2 separate regions of the Homo sapiens genome follow, and region 1 is linked to region 2. The links are chromatin loops, found by intact Hi-C in ENCODE. Cell type or tissue: Caco-2. All regions are shown on one strand.

What was found. A loop is a pair of places that touch in the nucleus more often than their neighbours do. Peaks named below come from ENCODE experiments on the same cell type or tissue, not always from the same donor. Only the 100,000 strongest peaks of a DNase experiment are listed, where the experiment ranks them.
Region 1: a loop joins it to region 2, with 2.6 times the contacts of the local background. A loop is called at or near these places in 1 of 110 quality-filtered maps.

What each region holds. Positions count from the first base shown.
Region 1 is chr14:66,916,907-66,920,906 of GRCh38, reverse strand. All of the region lies in intron 6 of GPHN (gephyrin), which reads right to left. Among named protein-coding and RNA genes, the nearest start is that of GARIN2, 270 kb to the left of the region's middle. In Caco-2, no CTCF peak of the experiment used is centred here; a DNase peak (open chromatin) is centred at 2,176.
Region 2 is chr14:67,135,759-67,139,758 of GRCh38, reverse strand. All of the region lies in intron 17 of GPHN (gephyrin), which reads right to left. The region is part of intron 2 of LOC105370538 (a long non-coding RNA gene); the gene reads left to right. Among named protein-coding and RNA genes, the nearest start is that of GARIN2, 52 kb to the left of the region's middle. In Caco-2, a CTCF peak has its summit at 1,808; no DNase peak of the experiment used is centred here.

The DNA.
Region 1 (4,000 bases), 220 kb after region 2:
CTGGATGAGATTACAGACTATTATTCTAAGTGAAGTAACTCAGAAATGGAAAACCAAACATCGTATGTTTTCACTGATATGTGGGAGCTAAGCTATGAGGACGCAAAGGCATAGGAATGACACAATGAACTTTGGGGACTTATGGGAATTTATGGGAAAGAGTGTGGGGGGTGAGGGGTAAGACAACAAATATGGTGCAGTGTATACCTCTCGGTGAAGGGTGCACCAGGATCTCACAAATCACCACTAAAGAACTTACTCATGTAAGCAAATACCACCTGTACCCCAATAACTTATGGAAAAATAAAAAAAAATAAGACTGAGGACAGGCATGGATGGTCAGAATCAGATTCATTCTCTAAAAAAAAAAAAAGCATGCACTGCATTTTAAAAAAAGTAAAATTTCTATATACAACTTGGTAGTTGAAAGATGCATTATGAGAAAGACAGGAAAGATAGGAAAGAAGCCCAAGAGTTTGAGGCTGCAGTGAGCTATGATTGTGTAACTGCATTCCAGCCAGGGTGACACAGTGAGACTCTGTCTCTAAAAATAAATAAATAAATACATTCTAAAAACTTGTATACTACCCTCTTTTCCATCCCCTCCTCCCCAAGAGAAAACTTACATACTCACATACACACATTTAATTCTTGCGTTATTTCTACAACTCTTAAATGATTTATGCAAAAATCCTGAAGAAACTAGGAGCCCTTCATCCCTTGTTCCCAACCTCCTGAGTCAAGACCATTTCTTGATGTGATTCATGCCAAACACTTAAGACACTGCTGTATCTTGGATGGGTCAAATCTAGTTAACCATTTTTTTTTGTTTGTTTGTTTTGAGACGGAGTCTCATTCTGTCGCCCAGGCTGGAGTGCAATGGCGCCATCTTGTCTCACTGCAACCTCCGCCTCCTGGGTTCAAGCAATTCTCTGCCTCAGCGTCCTGAGTAGCTGGGATTACAGGTGCCTGCCACCACGCCTGGCTAGTTTTTTTTTATTTTTAGTAGAGATGGGGTTTCACCATGTTGGCCAGGCTGGTCTTGAACTCCTGACCTTGTGATCGGCCCACCTCGGCCTCCCAAAGTGCTGGGATTACAGACCTGAGCCCCAACGCCTGGCCAAATCTACTTAATCTTTAATCCAAAAGTAGAGAGAAGCAACTGGGGGCCTTCCATGCAGAAAGTGGGCTCAGGAGGCTAAGTAAAAGAATATGAATATTTATATCCAAGGCACTCAGGAACTTTTACACAGATGCAAGAAACTTATGTCAAAGTGGCCACAAGATTGTTTAATAGGAGACAGACAAATGAAACTCTGTGTTTACTGCTAGACACCAAACCTTTGTGTGAAATCTTGAATTTATGGGGAGGGAGAGTAGCCTGTACCTGTCTGTTATTTTCCTAATCCCAACCCCTCATTCTTGAACTGCAGGAGATTGAGCCCGTTTGGGCTTCGGTGACCCCACCACTGGGGTATGTTTATTTGATGGTTGATTTTGCTGTATTCTCTACTTCTTTTCCCATCTTCTAATCATTTTTTTAACACACATGCTGACTCTTTTCCTATCCCTTCTCCTTTTCTTGGGAAAATACAATGAATAAAGATTTATTGGTACTGAAGTTGTTTAAAAAAAGGCAGGAAAGAGGTTTCATATTTTTAGTTAGAGCAGGGCAGTAGAACTAACAACCGAGGTGAGAACCAGATTATTTTGTCCAGAGAGCTAAAGTTCTAACTACCATCATAAAGTATAGCTAGGTAACATTGTACAGCAAGCAAAATATAAAATAAGCTTGCAAAGAGCACTGCATAAAGTTAATATAATCTGCTGCTGAGGTGCTCACTATTATCTATAACGTATTACCAAAAGAGAATAGGTAAGAACCTAAAAATCAGAATATAAGGCCAGCTATAGCTGCAGAAGAGGTGGAGGTCTTTCTCTTTCACATTTGAAGTAATAGCTTAAAATCTAAGATGTAAAAAAAAAAATCTTAAAAATTTTTGGAGGGTTACATAATATCGGGAAAGATGTTTAATCTTTCGACCTATCTTTGTATGGCTCAATCAGTTTACTCTTTAAAGATTGTGTGGTAAAGAATTTAACCTTGACCGAGGAGAGGTCTGGTCTTTACACTCAGCTTCTGGGAGTGATCTCTAGGTCCTTGGAATTTCACGCCTAATAGGAATGTCTTTGTTGTCCATGGACTTTGGGCACCAGAGACAGTCTAACAATGTTAGACTGCAGTTCAGGAATGAGGGAAAGGGATCAGGAAAAGAACAGACAGGTATAGGCTACCCTCCCTCTCTCCCCATTAATTCAAGATTTCACACAAAGCTTTCGTGTCTAGCAGTAAACATGGACTTTCATTCATCTGTCTATTAAATAATCTTGTGGCCACTTTGACATAAGTTTTTTTGCACCTGCATAAAAGTTCCTAAGTGACTTGGATATATACTCATACTCCCTTTCTTGGCCTTCTGACCCCACTTTCTACATAGAAGGCCCCCAATTGCTTCTCTCTACTTTAGGATTAAAGATTACAGGTCAGCCACACTGGCAGTAAGTGTTTGAGTCCCAATAAAAGCTCTGGATACCAAAGGCTCAGGTGAGCATCCCCAGCTGGCATTACTCCATGTGTGGTATCACAGATTGACGCCAGAAGGGTGACATGTCCATGTCTCCAAAGAGAGAGGACAACAGAAGTTCCTCATTTGTTACTTCTGTTAGACTCTGCCCTATGCACTTTCTCCCTTGGCTGACTTTAATCCGTATTCTTTCCTTGCAATGAACAATAATCATGAGTATAACAGCTTTCTGTGAGTTCCATGAATGCTAGTAAATTATTAAACCTGAAGGTCATTTTAGGATCTCCTGAATTTGCAATTAGGGTCAGAAATGAGCAATTTTGTGGAGTACTCCACATTTGTAGGTGGCTATTTTTTGCAGTTGGCTAAAACTCCTTACAGTTGGTGTCAAAAATAAGATTTTCTAGAAAGACCCTGACTCACTGAAATACATGGCTTAGGAAGTGAAGAGAGGGTGTGGGATGATGAACCTTTGATCCCTGAGTGAAGACAGTGTCAACCACAGCATGGAATTGCTTCTTTACTGTGATTAGTTAATGGAGATAATTCCCAAAAAGTTATCTCACTGGATGCATAAGGAGATGCAAAATATAAAGAAAGAAGTTAAACACACAATCTCTTGGTTATTGTTATCTATGCTAGCTAAAATGAAGGTAAGGGATACAATCCTACTCTAAATGAATAGGAATAGACTGTGCAGGAGGAACTTGCTAAACTAGTATTACCAACGGCAATCTGAATCAGCACAGTGGCCAAACCTTACAACTCTTTAAAAGGTGAAAAAGTTTGGGTATAAATAGAGAGAAGGAAGAATGGTAGCTGAGGGTAAAGGAATGAATGGATAGGTTATGCAGTAAGGGAAATAATACTGCATTGGTATCTCCAAAGAGGTTCAGAACAAGAGATGACATTGTTTCTTAGCTCAACTGTAACAGATGCTTGAAAGAGTGAAGTCATATGTTGCTGAGACCACTCTTATTTTTGGAATCCAACAAGCCTGCAAACCTGAGTAGCATCATTCTGGGAGACATTCTGGTCTGTTAATGTCTGAGAAGGACTCTAAGAACGTGCCAGTATCTTTTGACTTTTATTTTTTAGGTTATGGCTAAGTGTATTGGGAAATTCAGTTAAAGCCTCCTCAGGATATAATGTTAATAGAAAATGACTGGCCTGAGGAAGAAATGCACTTAGGTAACCATCAGCTAATTTCTATGATATATAGTTCTGTACAAACATATCAATAGTGGTAGATTAAAGGTGAGAAATTAGTAACTTAATACAAAATTATGAAAATGTATGTAATGGCTTTAGTGGATGGATTAGCTATTTCTCTAAATATATCCACACCCTACACTGCCTTGGCCAAATCTTAGGCATATTCACACTGATACTACTGCTGTGTCTGTCACATAAAT
Region 2 (4,000 bases):
TTGATCAGACATCCTGCCTTACTAGAGAGACAGGTACCAACATATGACAACAGCCAGGGGATCTATAACTTCATTTATGTTGCATGCTATAATCTCTCAACAAATCTGTATGCTAGACTGAAAAGGTATTACTATGCTCATTTTAAGAAAAGGCAAGTTATATTCAGAGAGGCAAAGTGTAGATAGAGCAGTAAATGGCAGAGCCAGGACTACAAACTCTGGCTTCTTATTAAATGCTTGTTCCACTCCCTGCCTAATCAGAAGTGATTGTGTAGTTTTTTAAAGGCATGTAATATACCATAAAAGAAAGAGTCTAATGAGAACGGACCCTTGTCCAGAATCATCAGAAAGAGAGGATGCTGGCCAAGTGCGGTGGCACACCTGTAGTCTCAGCTACCTGAGAGGCTGATGTGAGAGGATTGCTTGAGCCCCGGAGTTCAAGACTGCAGCGAGCTATTATCACATCTGTGAATAGCCACTGCATTCTAGCCTGGGTGATGTAGTGAGACCTAGTCTCTCTCTCTCTTTTTTTTTTTGAGATGGAGTATTGCTTTGTTGACCAGGCTGGAGTGTAGTGGCGCGATCTCGGCTCACTGCAACCTCCGCCTCCTGGGTTCAAGCAACTCTCCTGTCTCAGCCTCTCAAGCATCTGGGATTACAAATGTCCGCCACCATGGCTGGCTAATGTTTTGTATTTTTAGTAGAGATGGGTTTCACCATGTTTGCCAGGCTAGTCTTGAACTCCTGACCTCAAGTGATCCGCCCACCTTGGCCTCCCAAAGTGCTGGGATTACAGGCATGAGCCACCGTGCCTGGCCCTAGACCTAGTCTCTTAATAATTTAAAAAAAAAAAAAAAAAAAAAAAAAAAAAGGAGAGGATGCTGTGGCAAGAGGTATGGATTTGTCTGAGGTAACCAGCAGAAAACTGCATGTGTGAACATTTTACTATCACTCTGTGGAATGAAATGAACATGATTCAGAATCCCATGTTCAGATGAAAACTATGATTTTGGTTAACCATAGCTTAAGGGCCTATTCACATCATAAATTTGCTTTCTTTTTTATGATTCATGCTATATTTTAAATTATAAAACATTTCCAACATAACAGTATAACAAACACCCATGTATCCATCGCTCAGATTTGACAAATGCTAATATTTTCCAATATTTACTTCATATTCCTTCCCCCAGACTCTTCATTTTTAACATATAAAAACTGAGTTTTCTTTCTAAAACTCAAAGATTACTCTGAATAGTGATAAGAGGAAATAGGTAACAAGGGTTATAATCATGAATAATATAATAGAGAGAAAACAGTTCATGATTTTCTCAGTTTTCTCACATAAAGCAAGCAGGGTATATTAATTTTCTCAATGATAGGAGGCTAAAACTACAAAACATTATAATCTGACCTTATATTTAAGACAGAACTTCCCACATATAAGATCAATTAATATCCAAGAAATATAATTAATGACAATACTAATGTTTTTAAAAAATACATTTTCACACCTATGTGTTAATCTCACAACTCTGTGAGGAAGGCAGTACAAAAGAGGACACTGAGGTTCACATAGGTAGTATTAGGTTCAAACTCATCCTGTGTTTTCTCTATTCTTCTTCTAAATATAGTAATATTTGCATTATGAAAGACACTTTGTTACACATAAAACACCTTCAGATAAAAGCTATTTATCAGCATTTATATAAATATATAAATCTTATTTGTATATACCAAATACTGATAGAAACAAAATTTGTACTTCTAAAATTTGACTTATTCTCACCACTGCCACTAGAGGGGCTATTGGATTAAGCAGATTAAGTTTTCTAGGTATATATCAGTAGTTTCCCTTTTCACAAAGAGTGGCATATCTTAAAGGGATATCATGATATCACTTAAATCTTTCTTCATTAACAACTGCAGTTTTAATTTAATTTGGATGGTGCTTAGCCATTCCTTTAAAGATAAATCTCTTTTTTTCTTTTTTTGAGACAGGGTCTCACTCTATCACCCAGGCTGGAGTGCAGTGGTGTGATCACAGCTCACTGCAGCCTCCACATACCAGGCTAAAGCGATCCTCCCACCTCAGCCTCCTGAGTAGCTGGGACCACAAGAGTGCGCCACCACACCTGGATAATATTTTTTGTGTTTTTTGTAGACAGGGTTTCACCATGTTGCCCAGGCTAGTCTTGAACTCCTGGGCTCAAGAGATCTGCCCGCCTCAGCCTCCAAAAGTGCTGGGATTACAGGCATGAGCCACTGCACCTGGCCGAAAAATAATTCTTTTTTTCTTTTTTAAGACAGAGTCAGCCAGGCGTGGTGGCTCATGCCTGTAATCCTAGCACTTTGGGAGGCCAAGGCAGGTGGATCACGAGGTCAGGAGATCGGGACCATTCTGGTTAACATGGTGAAACCCTGTCTCTACTAAAAATACAAAAAATTAGCCGGGCGTGGTGGCGGGCACCTGTAGTCCCAGCTACTCGGGAGGCTGAGGCAGGAGAATGGCATGAACCTGGGAGGTGGAGCCTGCAGTGAGCAGAGATCGTGCCACTGCACTCCAGCCTGGGTGACAGTGCAAGAATCCTTCTCAAAAAAAAAAGACAGATTCTTGCTCTGTCACCCAGGCTGGAGTGCATGGCGCTACCTCTACTCACTGCAACCTCTGCCTCCTGGCTTTAAGTGATTCCCGTGCCTTAGCCACCCAAGTAGCTGGGATTACAAGTGTGTGCCACCATGCTTGGCAATTTTTTGTATTTTTAGTAGAGTTTTGCCATGTTGGCCAGGCTGGTCTTGAACTCCTGGCCTCCCAAAGCGCTGGGATTATAGGCATGAGCCACTGCGCCTAGCCAAAAATAATTCTAATACTAACATGAATCTTGATTTACTAACACTTCCCATTCATTTTCATTTGAATAATTAAATACCTAACCATTGTTCTCTTAGAGTACCAATATTACATGAAAACATTCTGTAAGACAATTGCTTTAATGCTAAGAATGTATGTACTAGGCAACAGAAGATAAAGCCATTAATTGAAGACCTGAGTGTCACAAAGTCTAGAATCCTGTTTTATCTCTACTGCTAACTACCTAGATGATCCTGAAAAACTAGTATCATTTTTTTGGGGAAGGGGGTATTATTCTCTTTATCTATAAAATGAGGACATTTGGAGTATGTCTTTTTCATCTCTAACATTCACTGATTCTAAGAATTTGTGGTTGGTTGGGATCCAGATCAAGGGCAAAGCTATAAATTTTTTTAGGTTGACCCAGAAGTCTGAAGTCTACTTGAAAAAATACTAAGACTGCCCTATCCTTTAAAGGCTGGGAAAGTCCAGCCTTCACAACAAAACCGTCCAGGAAGCACAGAGGCTTGGACTGTTTATTTTTTGTACTTTAATAGAAGACTAGCAGCTTGCCATTTTGTGCTTTGCTAATTCAGGAATTGACACTTCTCTTCCTTTTGCCACTCATGATCCTCTTTCCCACTGTAACTCCATTCTCACCAGGCCCAAAGTACCCTAGCAGCTTCCAGAACCCTTAGGGTGAATCGAACTTTCAGTAGGGAGAGGAAAATACCAGCAACCTAAGTAACAACCAACTGGAGAGTGGAAGAATGAGCATAATATTTAGGATACCTAGAGAAATAAAACTTCTGGGGCAATAGATAATTTTAATAACAATAATAAGCAATTAAAACACTAATACAGATTCAATTATGACATTAACACTGTGTTCTGGAACAAAATATGTGATTTTCAAATTTTAAGATTTAGTAGATGAAGGTAATTACAGTCCTTGTCAAAAATTCAATTAGTTGCTTGGAAGATCAAGTGGTAGAAATATCTCCAAGGATTGTGCAAAAGTGCAAAAGATAGAAGTCATGCAGAAAATAATAAGAAGACAGAGCAAGAGACTGACATACTACCAATAGGAATTCCATAAGGAAATAAAGGAAGAGATAGGGGGGAAAAGAGGAAAATTTTATTTATTTG